Linked DNA regions of Homo sapiens: region 2 is linked to region 1. The links are chromatin loops, found by intact Hi-C in ENCODE. Cell type or tissue: Caco-2. All regions are shown on one strand. Each heading gives the region's core, and the rest is flanking DNA. Links, peaks and the distances in the headings are about the cores only. Region 1 overlaps LINC02265 (long intergenic non-protein coding RNA 2265). Region 2 overlaps RBM47 (RNA binding motif protein 47).

What was found. Hi-C counts contacts between places; a loop is a spot of excess contacts. Peaks named below come from ENCODE experiments on the same cell type or tissue, not always from the same donor. Only the 100,000 strongest peaks of a DNase experiment are listed, where the experiment ranks them.
Region 2: it touches region 1 in a loop (13-fold over the local background); 2 of 110 quality-filtered maps call a loop at or near these places.

Annotation. Positions count from the first base shown.
Region 1 is chr4:40,321,248-40,329,581 of GRCh38, reverse strand. It overlaps LINC02265 (long intergenic non-protein coding RNA 2265), which reads right to left. Exons shown (of 4, transcript NR_121641.1): 3 at 2,672-2,872. Among named protein-coding and RNA genes, the nearest start is that of CHRNA9, 9.9 kb to the left of the region's middle. RefSeq lists an enhancer at 4,069-4,118. In Caco-2, for the core only: a CTCF peak has its summit at 3,966 (motif pointing right); a DNase peak (open chromatin) is centred at 3,991.
Region 2 is chr4:40,504,838-40,513,171 of GRCh38, reverse strand. All of the region lies in intron 2 of RBM47 (RNA binding motif protein 47), which reads left to right. Among named protein-coding and RNA genes, the nearest start is that of MIR4802, 6.9 kb to the right of the region's middle. In Caco-2, for the core only: no CTCF peak of the experiment used is centred there; DNase peaks (open chromatin) are centred at 5,031 and 8,071; H3K4me3 peaks cover 8 bases.

The DNA of each region.
Region 1 (8,334 bases), core at 312-8,311:
CCTCAGCCTCCCAAGTAGCTGGGATTACAGGTGCCTGCCACCATGCCTGGCTAATTTTTGTATTTTTAGTAGAGACAGGGTTTCACCATGTTGGCCAAGCTGGTCACAAACTCCTGAGCTCCAGCGATCCACCTGCCTCAGAGTCCCAAAGTGCTGGGATTACAGGCATGAGCCACCATGACCAGCCTATTTTTAAATAATTTATAAGATGGGGGTCTCACTGTGTTGCCCAGGTTGGGGTGCAGCAGCTATTCACTGCACTCCCTCATTATCATTGTGCACTGTGGCCTCCAATTCCTGGGCTCAAGAGATCCTCCCATCTCAGCCTCCCAGATAGCTGGGACTACAAGTACATGCCACCAAGCCCAGCCAGGTGGTCATCTTAAAACACAAATCTGATCATGTCACCCCTCTGCCCAGTGGATTCTCTCCAGTGGATTCTCACCTTATTTGGAATAAAAGCCAAAATCCTTACTGGCAACTACAAGGCCGTACGTGATGTCTCCCCCGACTTTCCTTCTCCAACACTCTCCCCCTCGCTCATGTAGCTCCAGCCGTGCTGGCCTCCTTGCATTCCACATGCACACTGCGCCCCTCCTTCTGTTCCCTCTGCCTGGAGCACCATTAGCATATCCTCCTGACTCCCCTTCTTCTTCCTCCTGGGTTCTGCCTAGTGCCTCCTTATCAGAAGCCCTTCCCTGATGATGTTACGTAGAGTAACATCCCAGCCCTCTCTCCATCTCTGGGATCCACCCTTCCTCGCACTTAGGACCAGCTGACCTGCATGTATGCATTGCACTTGGTAGTTATCGTCTGTCTCCCTACTAAAATTAAGTTCCACAAAAGTGGGGGCTTTGTCATGTTCTGTGCTATTCTCCCAGATACAGAGAGGATATTAGAGGATATTTGTTGATGCATAAATGAGTAATATCTAGAATGAGAAATCTAAGGAATTAAGAAGTAAGGGAAAGGCCAGCTTTCAGACAAAGAATGGTGGGTATATTTCCTATGATTCATAAGCTTACCTGATTTTTTTAGCACTCATGGCCAGGATGTTATTTACAGCCTTACATTGTCAGTCTACTGCTGTGTTATATTTTAACCTATGTCAAAGCAAAATTCCTTGAGAACATGGACCATAATTTTTCCCTTATACATAGTCCTAGCTCAAGGGAAACAACCACCAAATCCAGTTAGCAGCATCTGCCAAGGATGCAGGGGGAGGGTGTGGAGGCATCTCCCCATGTCTCTGCTGACCTAATGCAACAGAAAGGACCTAAGGACACAGGAGGAGTCCTATGGCCCCAGTTCAAGTCCTAGGACCACCACTTACTAGTCATGTTAGTAGTAATTATTTCTCAGAGTCTCATTTTCTCATTTGTATAAAGGAAGATTATAATATTTTACCCAAAAGGGTTATTGTGAGGATTCAAGAGAAAGCAGATAAAGTACCAAGCACACACCTGGCACAAAGCAAGACTCTCAGTGAATGCCACTATGATTCCCCTTGCCAAACCACACAGGCTACGGTAGTCAGAAAGCACCCACTGGTAAAAAGAAACTCATAAAGTTGCCAACAGAAGAGCCAAGTTCATGAAGAGACATGAGTGGGTGATAAGAGACATGCAGTTTTCTGGGTCAGGAGAGCAGCTGATATATGATCCAGGGTATCCAGTATGTCCAAGTGAGTGATCTGGGGACTGTAGCGGGCTCTGATGTCTGTGCTTTGTCAGAGGGTGCATACTATTTTCCCTGAAATCCCCTGAGGGAATATATTTGAAAGCTATAAAACTGTACAGTGTGGTATAGGGTGAGTATCTCCTGGCTTCCTCCTGTTTCTGGGGTCTTTCTTTGCTGCACAGAGGAGACCTCATCCATGGGAGATTTCTGTCCTCAATGGTAGCCCACTTGCTCCTTGGGACTTCTCAGACATTTTCCTTTGTTCTTGAGTTTCCGACCCCTTCTCATCCCAGGAGGTTCTCACCCCACTGGCTCTGCTTCCTCTTCTCATAGCAGACCCTGCAGTCACAATTGTGCAATATTTCCCTGCTCGTTGCAAACACTGTCTCTCTGCTAACATTGTAAGAGTTAGGCAAATGACAAGCATGGGAAAAAGCAGAAGGGGCACACTCTGCTCTTCTGTTAACAGTAGCACGCTACTTCAAGGATGCTAATCATAGAGAAGGGGAGCTGGGAGATTCGGAGACAACACTGTGCAAACCCAGCTGATACCCTTCCCAGGCTATTCTGAGAGCTACCAGCCCCCAACCTCTCCCACAGCTTCTGCCCCCTTAGAAGCAGCATGGCCCCATGGCCCCAAGACCTCACTCATCTCCCGCTCCCCCATCCTCTGCCCTGTTCTGGAAAGTGGGCACTAAAGGGACATGTTAAAACTGAAAAGAGGCAAGGAGGTGCTTTCTCCCAGTCAGCAACGCGCTGCTCCATCTCCCACCCCACCTGCCCACCTGCCCTCAGTGTCTCTTCGGCTAGGCCTACTTAGCCGAGAGCAGCCCCGTGGGTATGAATGGCCTAGGTGCCTGCTTCTGGAAGCATGTTTGGAAGGAAGCAGGGAGGGTACTGAAAGGTAAAGCAGGAGAACTGGAAGATTTTATTCCCAAGTGTTTTCCTCAAAGACACTTTTTAACTTTCTCCGTTTCTTCTTCTCACTTACCTCACCATTGCCATTGACATAGGCTCTGTACACCAAGGAGCTGAACGAGAGGAATCCAGGAGAGCCACAGAAAGGACAAGGGGAACCAGTGCAGGGGGATGGACGCACATCCGCTGACCACGTAAAAGCCAGGCCAGAAGCTAGGCTCTTAGCCTAGCTAAGGCTAGGTTTTCTCAGTGCCTTTCTGAGCCATATTGGAGCCTGAAAAAAAAAAAGAGAGAGAGAATATTGGCAATACTAATCCTGTTTTTTTTTGTTGTTGTTGTTATTGGTTTTTTGTTTGTTTGTTTGTTTGACAGAATTTCTCTCTGTCGCCCAGGCTGGAGTGCAATGGCATGATCTCAGCTCACTGCAACCTCCACCTCCAGGGTTCAAGCAATTCTCCTCCTTTAGCCTCCCAAGTAGCTGGGACTACAAGCATGCATCACCACACCCAGCTAATTTTTACATTTTTAGTAGAGATGGGGTTTCACCATGTTGGCCAGGCTGGTCTCGAACTCCTGACCCCAGGCGATCCACCTGCCTCAGCCTCCCAAAGTGCTGGGATTACAGGCATGAGCCACCATGCCCAGCCACTAATCCTGTTTTTAAACTTTGGTATTTTTATTTATAATGAAATATTTTGCATTAATTTTGATGTTTAGAAATATTGTATTAAGGCCAAGCATGGTGGCTTATGCTTGTAATCCCAACACTTTGAGAGGTCGAGGTGGGAGGATCACTTGAGGCCAGGACTTCAAGACCAGCCTGGGCAATAAAATGAGACCCCCATCTCTACCAAAAAAAGAAAAGAAAAGTTCTTTTAAATTAGCCAGGCATGGTGATGCGTACCTGCAGTCCCTCCTACATGGGGGAGGCTGAGGCAGGAGGATCACTTGAGCCCAGGAGTTTAAAGCTGTAGTAAGCTATGATCACACAACTGCACTCTGGTCTGGGTGACAGATAGAGATCCTGTCTCAAAAAAATTTATCTATATTCATTACTAATATTTTTGGCTCCCCCTTAAATGTGCACTGGAAGCAAGTGCCTCTCCTGCCTCACTCTGGTCCTGGCCCTGATGAGATTCAGCCCAGCTGATGGAACTGGTCAATTCACCTGGTTGATGATTTTTTTCAGAAAGAAAGAGTGAAAGCTCTAAAAATAATCTTTAAAAATCAAAGTCTATTTTTTTAAATGTGCAATTCTACTAAAATAATTAAGAAAGGAGTGAAATTCTCAGCCACAAAAAGAAACCAAATTTAGACACAATTCAAATCCTTTATCTTCTGACAAAGCCAAGGTACTTCACCTTCTCAGCCACCAGGTGTCTCTGTAAACTCCCTGCAGGCCTCTGCACAGGGCACTGCAGATAACGTCATATGTGAAATCTGCTGTTTTTAACCAGCTCTAAAGAGACAGCACATACAAAGAAAAAAAAAACAGCTTGAAATATAACAGCTTCAAATACCAAATTTACAGTGATCCGTCCATTTATCCAGGATTTCTGGCTAATAGCCAAGTGCTTATGATAATCAAATCTATTAACAGATTTAAGCTAAGAAATAGATTATTAGAGTCAAGTTGTCCTAATCAATACACTTTCTAGAATGTTCCTGCTTTATTGTTTTCTCGTATCTTATCTGGATTAATTTCTAACGGAGTATAATTCTGCAAGATCAAAATAGAGTATTCCAGGAACTAACTCTTCCCCTGGTTTGGAGGACTGGATTTTACCCAATTCTTTAGGGTAGAGAATTTTTTGTTGTTTTTGTTTTTGTTGAGGCAGAGTCTCACTCTGTCGCCCAGGCTGGAGTGCAGTGGCACGCTCTCGGCTCACTGCAACCTCCACCTCCCGGGTTCAAGCGATTCTACTGCTTCAGCCTCCCGAGTAGCCAGGACTGCAGGCGCGCAACACCACGCCAGGCTAATTTTTTTTATTTTTTGTATTTTTAGTAGAGACAAGGTTTTACCATGTTGGCCAGGCTGGTTTTGAACTCCTGACCTCAAGTGATCCGTCCGCCTTGGCCTCCGAAAGTGCTGGGATTACAGGTGTGAGCCACCGTGCCCAGTCCTGGGTAGGGAATTTTGAAAACAATATTTAAACCTTTTGTTTATGTTTAAAAAAAATCAGTGCATGAAGTGCTATGGGAGGCCCAGAAAACAAAGTAGTGGGAAGGTTGTACTATTCTTTCAAAGTAAGTTTACCTCGGCTTGTTGTCATCCTTTCCCTTCACATCCTCACCTCACCCCTCAGAAGAAAATGTAACACTTCAGTGAACAGACCATTTCCTCTGAATTTAACATTTTTGTGAGTTAATTCTGCAAATAAGCACTTCGTTCAACACCGTGGGGGACCATCGATCCTTCTTCCAAAGGTCCGGGAAAATGACTCTTGGGAGAGACCTCTGTGATGAGACTCCATGAGCTTCTCTAGCCCGTCTAAGATAGCATTTGTTCTTCATTTTAAAATTGCTACTCATAACAATCCCAATAGGAACATGGCTAATGTTCACAGTGAGGTGCTCACTACTTATTTTAGTACAGTCATTTCTCTGGGTTTCCACGGCAGGAAAACTCCAGCTTTTCTCTTAACTTCCTACGCAATTCCTCCTCATCTGCTTCTTCCCTCAATGTTGGATTTCTCAGGATTCAGTCCCAAGCCTTCTTCTCTTGGTCAAGGTAGAAGAAAATCTTAGCAGTTATAATGAAACCTCAAACTATAAGAAAAGAGGGAGTAATAGTGGGTTCCATGATGCCAAATTAGTTGCATGTCCTGAAGAGGATTGCCAGCCACAGGCTCCATCCCTCATATCTAGGTAGCTGCATCCTTTCTATGAGTCATCTGGGCTTTAAATGGCCATCAGATCACAGGAGGTTTCGTTCAAATGCAGATTCTGAGTCAGGAGGCCTGACTGAGGCTGAGATTCTGCATCCCACGTGATATAGATGCTGCTGGCCCATGGACCACACATTGAGTAGCAAGGTTTAGATGATCATATAATTATAATGAGATATTGATAAAACATACCTAAATTATCAATCACACCAACAGATCAAATCAATATATAATAATGGCTGAACTGGGATAGGGAAGCTGATTTTGAAAAATTTAAAGAATATATGCTTCTGGTTTCCAAAACTCAAAATCTATTCGAAGAGAAAAGGGACCTAAAAGTTCCATGAAATCAGAAACAAGATTCTGTTTTTTCAAAGGGCCCAACCTAAAGATTGATTGTGGCAGGGCGCGATGGCTCACGCCTGTAATCCGAGCACTTTGGGAGGCCGAGGCGGGCGGATCACCTGAGGTCAGGAGTTCAAGACCAGCCTCAACATGGAGAAACCCTGTCTCTACTAAAAATACAAAATTAACCAGGCGTGGTGGTGCATGCCCGTAATCCCAGCTACTCAGGAGGCTGAGGCAGGAGAATTGCTTGAACCCGGGAGGCAGAGGCTGCAGTGAGCCGAGATTGCCCCACTGCACTCCAGCCTGGGCAACAGAGCAAGATTCTGTCTGAAAAAAAAAAAAAAAGCAATGTTATGTCATAATTTCTGTAATCTTTGTGATAACTAGTATGTTTTGCCAGTTTTTAAAGGCTTTTAAGGTATTTAAGATCCAATGGATTTGTGTTGTAATTTTAATCAAGCAAAAAACCAAAAAAACGAACTTAATTTAGGCATGCAATTAACACTTAAATGTTTGGGAAAAAATATTTTCTTAAAAGCATAAGTTTTACTTTATTAGTTATAAATATACTACACACATAGAGAAATGCTGACTGTTGACTAAAAGAATGCTAATTGCTTCACAAATTTATGAGAAGGTCTTGCCGACCTTGTAGTATATCAAACGTGTCAAGTTCCTGCCAACGCAAGATTTCTGCAGTTCCTTTCTCCTAGAATGTGCTTCTCCAACCTTTGCTTGCCTATTTGTGTGTCTGTGTGCTTAATGACTCTTTTATCTTGGATTGTGAATTCTGTGACCATGGAAACAGTTTACCATGGTAATCTTTATACCTCTGCAAAGGTTGCTGGTATTATCCCATTTACAGAAGGCAGGCTTGGAGAGTTTTAAGTAGCATGTCCAAGTTGCAGTGCTGGGATAGAACCGAGGTCTTTCTTACTTGTGAGTCCATGAACATTATTGTGACACTGAGTTCAATAAACAGTGATCACTGATTGAATGCTGCTCAGGTCATCTGCTGTGTTCTGCAAACGCAAAGTCACAGAATTATGGGACCTCCCAGAGCTCTCCTTGAAAAGAACATTTGGGGCAAAACTTTAAACACTACTCCCTTGAAGAGCCAATCATAGAAAACACAATGAAAATATACATCTGTCATTTAGGCCTTAATATAAATTATGCCCCTTGCTCTTTACAAAAATCCATGGACTGATAAGAAAATGAAGGCTGTGCAAAGTGATATTTCCTAGCTTTTTGCATGGAAAGGCAGCATAGCATAGTTAGGAGTAGTGAAGAGTCCCTGAAAGGATTCTGGGTTCAGGCTGTCTGGGTTCAAATCATCGAATTGCCACGTTTTAGCTGGTGGCCTGGGGAAAGTTGTTTAAACTCTCTGTGTTCAGTTTACTCATCTCTAAAGGGGGCAGAACAAAGACTCTGTCATGAGGTTGTTCTGAGGATTGAATGAGGTGATACACATAAAAAGCTTACAACACTGACGACATCTCTAAAAGTAGAGAGCAAACATTTGCTTCATGTCTGATACTCTGTGACAGACGCTCAACTCATACTTGAACCCAGGACATTAGACTTGCATTTCTTTTCCACCGGATCAGACTATACTTCACCATCCATTTTGGCTAGAATGTGCTAACATTTTTGCCCTGCAGGCACGAGCTGCCCTCTGCGTAGCTCTCTTCCTCGTTTCCATGGCTGCATTTCTTTTTCCTGCGTAATTGAAAACCCCAACTGCAGAGGCAGGTTTATTTATAGCTGAAAAATTAGTGTTATTTAGCTTGAGCTTTTCTGCAACCATCAGTCCATTACTGTAAGAGCATCCACATTTACATTGCAACATCCTTCTGTTTTCCCAGTGCCCTGTAATTCTTAATTAGCTACTCAAAACAATGTTTATTGAATGTCTATAGAGAGAGAAACCTGATCCAGCCTTTTTACATCCAAAACCAGTATCTACCCAAAGCTCAGACTCTCACATACCAACCACTTCCTGGACAGCTCTGCTTGGAGATTCCATAGCATTTCAGATGTGGTCAAGTGGAACTCACTATCTTCCCCTGGCCTGCCATGGGTTCCTGGTTTTGATGAAGAAAGTCACCATTTCCCAGTCCCCCATGCCAGATACTGGGAGTTGTCCCAGATTCCCCTCACATACTACTACATCCCATCTGCTACCAGGCTCCATCAATCCTGTCTGCTAAGCCCACGCCATCCCTCTTATCACCCCAAACCCCTACAAGGTAGTATTTCCTGGACTATTGAAAACCATCTTGGGGCTGTTCCTTCTTCCTTCAGTCTCCTTTTCCTCTAGTCCCCACTCACACTGCTGTTACTTCAATGTTTTGGACTCTGACCATGTTACACTCCCCTGCCTGTATGAAATCCTCCCATGTCCCCCATCACCCACAGGATGAAGGCCCTGCTCTAAATCATGGCATAGGAGACCCTTCAAACTCTCTGTCCTGCCTTCCTCACCAGGTGCATCGCC
Region 2 (8,334 bases), core at 330-8,329, 180 kb before region 1:
TTTCAAAATTGGAAGACATTTCCTCCACAGGACAAACTTCGCTGTGGCTTTGTATATTCAGGCAAATAGGAAGAAATCTAACAATTGTAGAGGTTAAAGACCTTGAGTTCCCTGGAAGCATGGCAGGTTTAATATCTTTTTATATGCATATCGGAAAATTGAGTTTAGCAGAAAGTCATTTCACTACTCTGACCACTGCAAGTTTATGTAACTTTTGACAAGTGGATTAATGTTTTCCTATGTCTCTTTTAAGATTTTGATACTTACTGTATCTAATTGCCTGTTACACAGGTGCACTTAGATTGCTTGAGTCTATCAAGTAGGGAAAGAGAGCCATACCATGTGAATCCAAAATAGAAACCCTGACCAGTGAAATAATTCATGCATTAAAAGCACACTTTTTCTTTTCTTTTCTTTCCTTTTTTTTCTTTTCTTTCTTTCTTTTTTTTTTTTTTTTGAGATGAAGTCTCACTCTGTCACCCAGGCTGGAGTGCAGTGGCACAATCTCGGCTCACTGCAACCTCTGCCTCCGGGGTTCAAGTGATTCTCCCACCTCAGCCTCCCAAGTAGCTGGGATTACTGGCAGCCACCATCATCTCCAGCTAATTTTTGTATTTTTGTAGAGACAGGGTTTCACCATTTTGGCCAAGCTGGTCTTGAACTCCTGACCTCAAGTGATCCACTCGCCTCGGCCTCCCAAAGTGCTGGGATTACAGGCGTAAGCCACCGCACCCGGCCTTTTTTTTTTTTTTTTTTTTGAGATGGAGTTTCGTTCTGTCACCCAGGCTGGAATGCAGTGGCGCAATCTCGGCTCTCTGCAACCTCCACCTCCCAGGTTCAAGAGATTCTCCTGCCTCAGCCTCCCAAGTAGCTGGGCGCCCACCATCATGCCCGGCTAATTTTTTGTATTTTTAGTAGAGAAGGGGTTTCATTATGTTGGCCAGACTGGTCTTGAACTCCTGACCTCAGGTGATCCACCTGCCTTGGCCTCCCAAAGTGTTGGGATTAGAGGTGTGAGCCACCGCGCCTGGCAATACCACACTTTCTAAAGTAGATTGAGCCTGTGTTGAGTCTGAAATTTTATCAAAGGAACAGAAAGACTCTGGGGAAAAATCTAAAAACAAACCATTTCTAGACACTTGTCATTCCTTGTTTCCCTTTATTTCACTAGGAAAATCCATATTCGGTACAATCTTTTTGTTTAGTTTTTCTTTTTTCTTTTCTTTTTTTTTTTTTTGAGACAGAGTCTTACTGTGTCCCCCAGGCTGGAGTGCAGTGGCACAATCTTGGCTCACTGTAACCTGTGCCTCCCAGGTTCAGGCGATTCTCCTGCCTCAGCCTCCCCAGTAGCTGGGGCTATAGGCGCCTGCCACCACGCCCGGCTAATTTTTGTATTTTTAGTAGAGATGGGGTTTCACCATCTCCTGACCTCAACTGATCTGCCCACCTCGGCCTCCCGAAGTGCTGAGATTACAGGCTTGAGCCCCTGTGCCCAGCCCGATTTAGTATTTCCATGAGGAATTGTAAGAAACTAAGATCAACAAAGGCTACGTTGGATCCTCCTGTTAGGGGTTCTTATGGTTTCATGATAGTTTATTGACAGATCTAGTCATGCATCACATTAAGTCCTGAATAACTTGGCCCACGTTTCTGGCATTTTAGACTCTGCTGCTATTAAACGTGATATGATAATAATGCTTCTATGTCAGGTTGGCTGTATTAGGCATATAATTGAGTAACGTCTCTACAAGCGTTCTTGTTTGTTATCTGCTCCTTCCATCCTTTAGACTGCAAGTTCTTCTTGATTTGTAAAATGTCATGAGGCTGAAATTTCTGGGGACAATAATAGGACCCAAATGAAAAGGCATTTCACAACATGCCATAATGCCTAAGAGGCAGGCCTGCTGTCTTTTCTGAACAGAGCTGTATGGCTTTGTTAAGGAACAGGTAGGTGACAACCTTTCAAGGTGATTCTGGCGGCTGTGCCAGAAAAGTCACATGCGTAGGAGCTCGGAGTCAGAACTACACGGGCAACTTGGAGGAACCTTCAGACACTTGGGCCATATGTGGCTGGTTTTGCTTTTTGCAGGATGAAGTAAAAACTGAATGCGTATAGGTTAGCCCAGTGATAATGAAAAATCCTTCAGTTGTCTAGCAACTCAAGATCTTAAGTAAGGCAATAAAACAGCCCCCACAGCAGCCAAAATTAATGCCATAAATTCTATTAGTACCTCACTCAGTGCCTGTTGACTCTTTGTATTTTTCAGTAGAGACAGGGTTTCATGTTGGCCAGTCTGGTCTCAAACCCCTGACCTCAAATGATCCACCCGTCTCAGCCTCCCAAAGTGTTGGGATTACAGGTGTGAGCCATCATGCCCGTCCCCCTATTGACTCTTAGTTTAGACATCTTTCAATAACATTTCTGGTTCCTCAGTGCATAATAAATCACGACTCTTTCTTTTCTCCTTTCTACTTGGCTGATGACCATTCAAGCAAGCATTCACACATGGACTCATTCATTCAGTCAGTACTTACTAATGGCTCACTCTGGGATAGGGTCTCATCTCACAGTTCTTGAATGTCACCTCTTCAAGGTGACCTTCCCAGGTCCCCTAAAGGAGGTCCTCTAATTTTGCTCTGAAAATACACATTGTATTTGTTTTATGCTTGCCTCTTTTGCTAAAATATTAAGTTCCCTTAGGTCATGGATCACAAGTGTCTAACTTGCTACTGTATCTCTAGCTCTTAGCATATCCCACGTGTTCAAAAATATGTACCAGATATATGAATAAATGAATGAAAGGAAACAAATGAGAAGGACAGGGATGATTACAGGCAGGCAGACAATGGTGAGAAATAGGGCATATAACAAAGGGGTAAAACTGCTGCCATCCAATCCAGAAGCAATGGTCCCCGAAGCTATTGCCCCATCTCAGCTGAGCTCTACCATGTAAGTTTCTTTACTTTTTTTTTTTTTTTTTTTTGAGATGGAGTTTCACTCTTGTTGCCCAGGCTGGAGTGCAATGGCGCTATCTTGGCTAATTGCAGCCTCCGCCTCCTAGGTTCAAGCAGTTCTCCTTCCTCAGCCTCCTAAGTAGCTGGGATTACAGGCATGTGCCATCATGCCTGGCTAATTTTGTATTTTTAGTAGAGACAGGGTTTTACCATGTTGGTCAAGCTGGTCTTGAACTCCTGACCTCAAGTGACCCACCCCCCCTCAGCCTCCCAAAGTGCTGGGATTACAGGCGTGAGCCACTGCACCTGGCCAGTTTCTTTACTTTTTTTTTTTGAGACGGAGTCTCACTCTGTCGCCCAGGCTGGAGTGCAGTGGCGCAATCTCCGCTCACTGCAAGCTCCGCCTCCCGGGCTCACACCATTCTGCCTCAGCCTCCGCAGTAGCTAGGACTACAGGCGCCCGCCACCACGCCTGGAGAATTTTTTTTTTTGTATTTTTAGTGGAGACGGGGTTTCACCGTGTTGGCCAGGATGGTCTCGATCTCCTGACCTCGTGATCCACCTGCCTTGGCCTCCCAAAGTGCTGGGATTACAGGCGTAAGCCACCGCGCCCGGCCCAGTTTCTTTACTTTTTAAAAATTTTATAGAGACAGGGTCTCACTATGTTGCCCAGACTGGTCTCAAATTCCTGGGCTCAAGTAATTCTCCCACCTAGACCACCCAAACTGTTGGGATTAAAGGCATGAGCCAATACAGGTCACCAACATGTAAATTTCTATGGATAACCTTGGTTCACCAAGAAGAATGTGCTTTGGAGCCTCTTTAAAATGATAGTGAGGGTACAAATCATTTTAGAAATATTTTTACCCAAGAAAGTAATAGTGTGTTTGCTTACATGAGTAAATTCAGTTATTTGGAAAATATCCTATACAAGTGATGTCTACAATTATGAAGCACCAGTGAATGAATTTATCATTCAGAGAAAATATTAAATCAAATAACTACTTTGAAAAAAATATATTATTATTATTTATTTATTTATTTATTTATTTATTTTGAGATGGAGGCTCACTCTGTTGCCCAGGCTGGAGTGCAGTGGCACAATCTCGGCTCACTACAACCTCAGCTTCCCAGATTCAAGCAATTCTCCTGCTTCAGCCTCCCAAGTAGCTGGGCTACAGGCACGCGCCACCACACCTGGCTAATTTTTGTATTTTTAGTAGAGACAGGGTTTCACCATGTTGGCCAGGCTGGTCTCGAACTCCTGACCTCAGGTGATCCGCCCACCTTGGCCTACCAAAGTGCTGGGATTACAGGCGTGAGCCACTGCGCCTGGCCGAAAACATATTATTTTAAATATTCATTGAAGTGTATAACATAAAGGCAGTAAACTGCACGACTGTTAGGTACACAGCTTGATGAATTTTTATATGTGTATGTACCTGTGGAACCACCACCCAGATTAAGGCACAAAATATTTTCAGCATCTCAGTATCGTCGTGCCTCTCCTCCCATTATCCCCTCAACCCAAGGTAACCACCATTCTGACTTGTATCACCATAGATTACCTTTGGCTATTCTTACTTCATTAAGATGGAATCAGACAGTATGTACTCTTTTGTATCTGGCCTCTCACTCAACCCTTTATCGGTGACGCTCATCCACATAGTTTCATGTAGTTATAATTTATCCTGTTGTTGCTGCATAGTATTCCTTTGTAAGAACAGACCACAACGCAGAGCATTTTCAGGAATTAAAAACATGACTATATGAGCTGAAAATCATTCCCTATCTGTGCCAGCTCTTTAAAGTTAAGTGATATCTTAAGGTGGGATGGAAATATTATGACCTGAAAGGGTGGAAGGAAAGAGGTCTGTTTCTGGGAGTGTATTTGCTAAGTGCTCTATGTTGGCTGTTTAACTGCAGTAATTACCCTAGAAGGTGACTGCTGCTGTTTTGTACATGAGGAAACTAAGCATCAGAAAAGTTTTATGACTTTACAGTGAGGCTGAACAAAACGTGAAAATTGTTAGTTACACCAGAGGGCAGTCCCGTCCTGGCAAAGACAATGCCAGAACGCTGTTGAGGCTCCGCCACCTCCGATTTCTGAGGCTCAGGTTTTACGTACTGCAGACTTTTCTTTTCTTTTTGAGATGGGATTTCGCTCTTGTTGCCCAGGCTGGGGTGCAGTGGGGTGATCTCGGCTCACCGCAACCTCCGCCTCCCGGGTTGAAGCTATTCTCCTGCCTCAGCCTCCCAAGTAGCTGGGATTACAGGCATGCGCCACCACGCCTGGCTAATTTGCAGACTTTTCTATCTTCTGTTGGAGAGCTGGCCAGCCATCTGACTTTTTTACTTAGGTCATTTTGTCTCTTTTTCCCTTCAAATTTGTTTTGTTTTAAAAATAAGACTTGCTCTGGACTTTTTTTTTGAGATGGAGTCTCACTCTGTCGCCCAGGCTGGAATGAAGTGGCGCGATCTCGGGTCACTGCAACCTCCGCCTCCCAGGTTCAAGTAATTCCTTGCCTCAGCCTCCCAAGTAGCTGGGATTACAGGTGCACGCCACCACGCCCGGCTAATTTTTGTATTTTTAGTAGAGACGGGGTTTCACCATCTTGGCCAGGCTGGTCTTGAATTCCTGACTTCATGATCCATCCGCCTCGGCCTCCCAAAGTGTTGGGATTACAGGCGTGAGCCACCGCGCCCAGCCGTAACTCTGGAATTTTAAATTTTTGCTTATGAATACTTGTTATTTTCAGACACACATGGTATTAATATATTCAAAAACTTTCATTTAGCAATTTTTGAATTTTTTTTTAAGATCAGGTTTTAGTGTGTATACATAAGGAAATATTTAATCATCATAAGAAAGTTAGGTGAATTTCAAGTGAGAATTACTGAGAAGTTTCCTGGGAGTCAATAATCATGTATTTTAAAGTGGAGTTTATGGACGTGCTTAAGGCCAGGTGTAGTGGCTTATGCCTGTAATCCCAGCACTTTGGAAGGCGGAGACTGGCAGATCACCTGAGGTTAGGAGTTCGAGACCAGCCTGGCCAACATGGTGAAACCGTGTCTCTACTAAAAATATACAAATTTGTCAGATGTGGTGGCGCATGCCTTTGATCCCAGCTACTCGGGAGGCTGAGTCAGGAGAATTGCTTGAACCCGGGAGCTGGAGGTTGCAGCGAGCCAAGATCGCACCACTGCACTCCAGCCTGGGCGACAGAGCAGAATCTGTGTTTTTGGTAGAGATGGGGTTTCACCATATTGGCCAGGCTGGTCTCGAACTTTTGACCTCAAGTGATTCGCCTGCCACAGCCTCCCAAAGTGCTGGGATTATAGGCATGAGCCACCACGCCTGACCAAGATTTTTTTGAAGGAAAATTGGAGAGAGGCGTTCAAGCCACTGCTTGTTTGGCTCCATCTGAATCATTCTTTTCCTCCAATAAAGAGCAAAGTATTTAGGTAACATAAGAAGTAGAATCAACTGGTTTCTAGCACCCAAGGTAGGTACAAATGTCCCTGGCACTCAGGATGGTCTCAGAGACACTGAGTCAGCCAGAAGGTAACTTGGAAGCCAGTTGAGTACAAAAGCCATTGCCACAAGGTTGACCTCATGCTGGTCTTGTCCTGTGTAACAGAATGAAAGAGCCAGTCAACAGCGGAGCCCTCTGCCCTTCCCAGTGCAGTGGCTTTCTCTGTATAGAACTTTTACCTTTTCCACAAAGATTCCAACCATGGGTGTTTATTGTTGGGATTAATTGAGATAATTTGCAGTATATTAAAGTATCTGGCACATCATGGGTGTCTAGGAGATCTCAGTTTGCCTTCCCTTTGAACAGGATTCCTTGGAGGGAAATTTGCATACATGAACGGAACCGGACTCTTACTTAATAGTGAATTCAAGACATTGAACATTGTCCCAGGTGGCATTTTTTCCCTTGAGGATTGTGAAACATTTAAATTAGCCATTGTTTAAGTAAGCACCGTTGCTGTCAATCACAAATGCAAACCTGGACTTGGAGTAGAAACAAAACAAAGACTTTTATTCTGCTTTTCCAATAAAATGGCTTCTTACTATAAAGCCATAATAAATACCTACTGTTTCATTTTTTAGTAAGAGTATTAGAGCAATTTGTCTGTACCATCACTGCTGTTGTTTGATAGTAGATAGGTCAGAGAAAGATCATATAATGAAGGTTACAGCTCACTGCCCACCCAACCCCCAAGGAAGATTGACTTGTCATATGATAAGGGCTTTATTTGCTGCATAAAATGACAAGTAAGTTTTTTTGTTTTTTGTTTTGTTTTGTTTTGTTTTGTTTTTTTTGAGACAGACTCTCGCTCTGTCACCCAGGCTGCAGTGGTGTGGTCTCGGCTCACTGCAACGTCTGCTTCCTGGGTTCAAGTGATTCTCGTGTCTCAGCCTTCTGAGTAGCTGGGGACTACAGGCGCACACCACCATAACCAGCTATTTTTTTTTTTGTATTTTTAGTAGAGATGGAGTTTCACTATGTTGGCTAGGCTAGTCTCGAACTCCTGACCTCGTGATCTACCCGCCTCGGCCTCCCAAAGTGCTGGGATTACAGGTGTGAGCCACCGCGTCCAGCCAAAATATATATGTTTTTAAATTCTAGGAAATAACGTTGATTTGGATATAGAAAAATTAAATACCAGGGAATGCTGGCTTATAAATTTTAGTCCAGCATCTTTTTTTTTTTTACACTTTTTTTTTTTTTTTTAGATGAAGTCTTACTGTGTCACCCAGGCTGGAGTGCGATGGCACAATCTCGCCTCACTGGGTTCAAGTGATTCCCCAGCCTCAGCTTCCCAAGTAGCTGGGAACACAGGCACATACCACCATGCCTGGCTAATTTGTGTGTTTTTAGTAGAGACGGGGTTTCACCATGTTGGCCAGGCTGGTCTTGAACTCCTGGCCTCAAGTGATCAGCCACCCATCTCAGCCTCCCAAAGTGCTGGGATTACAGACGTGAGCCACAGTGCCCAGCCTGTTTTTTTTCTTTTTAGACACAAGATCTTGCTTTGTCACCCAGTCTGGAATGCAGTGGTGCAATTACAGCCACTGTGGCCTCAAACTCCTGGCCTCAAGCAATTCTCTTACCTCAGCCTCCTGAGCAGCTGGGACTACAGGCATGTGCCACCGTGCCTAACTGATAGCCCAGCATCTTTTAAAGATAAAAATCTTTATCTTTGCCTAAAGGAAAATTAAGGAATCTTGTGCTTATTCTGAAAAACAAAATACAAACAACAATTTTTTGTCTTCAGAGGTTGGCAGTCCTTGGTCCTCCCCAAGTACTTCTTTGGTAAAGAATCTGCCATTGGCAGATAACTCACAAATGACTTATATCTAGGCCCTAC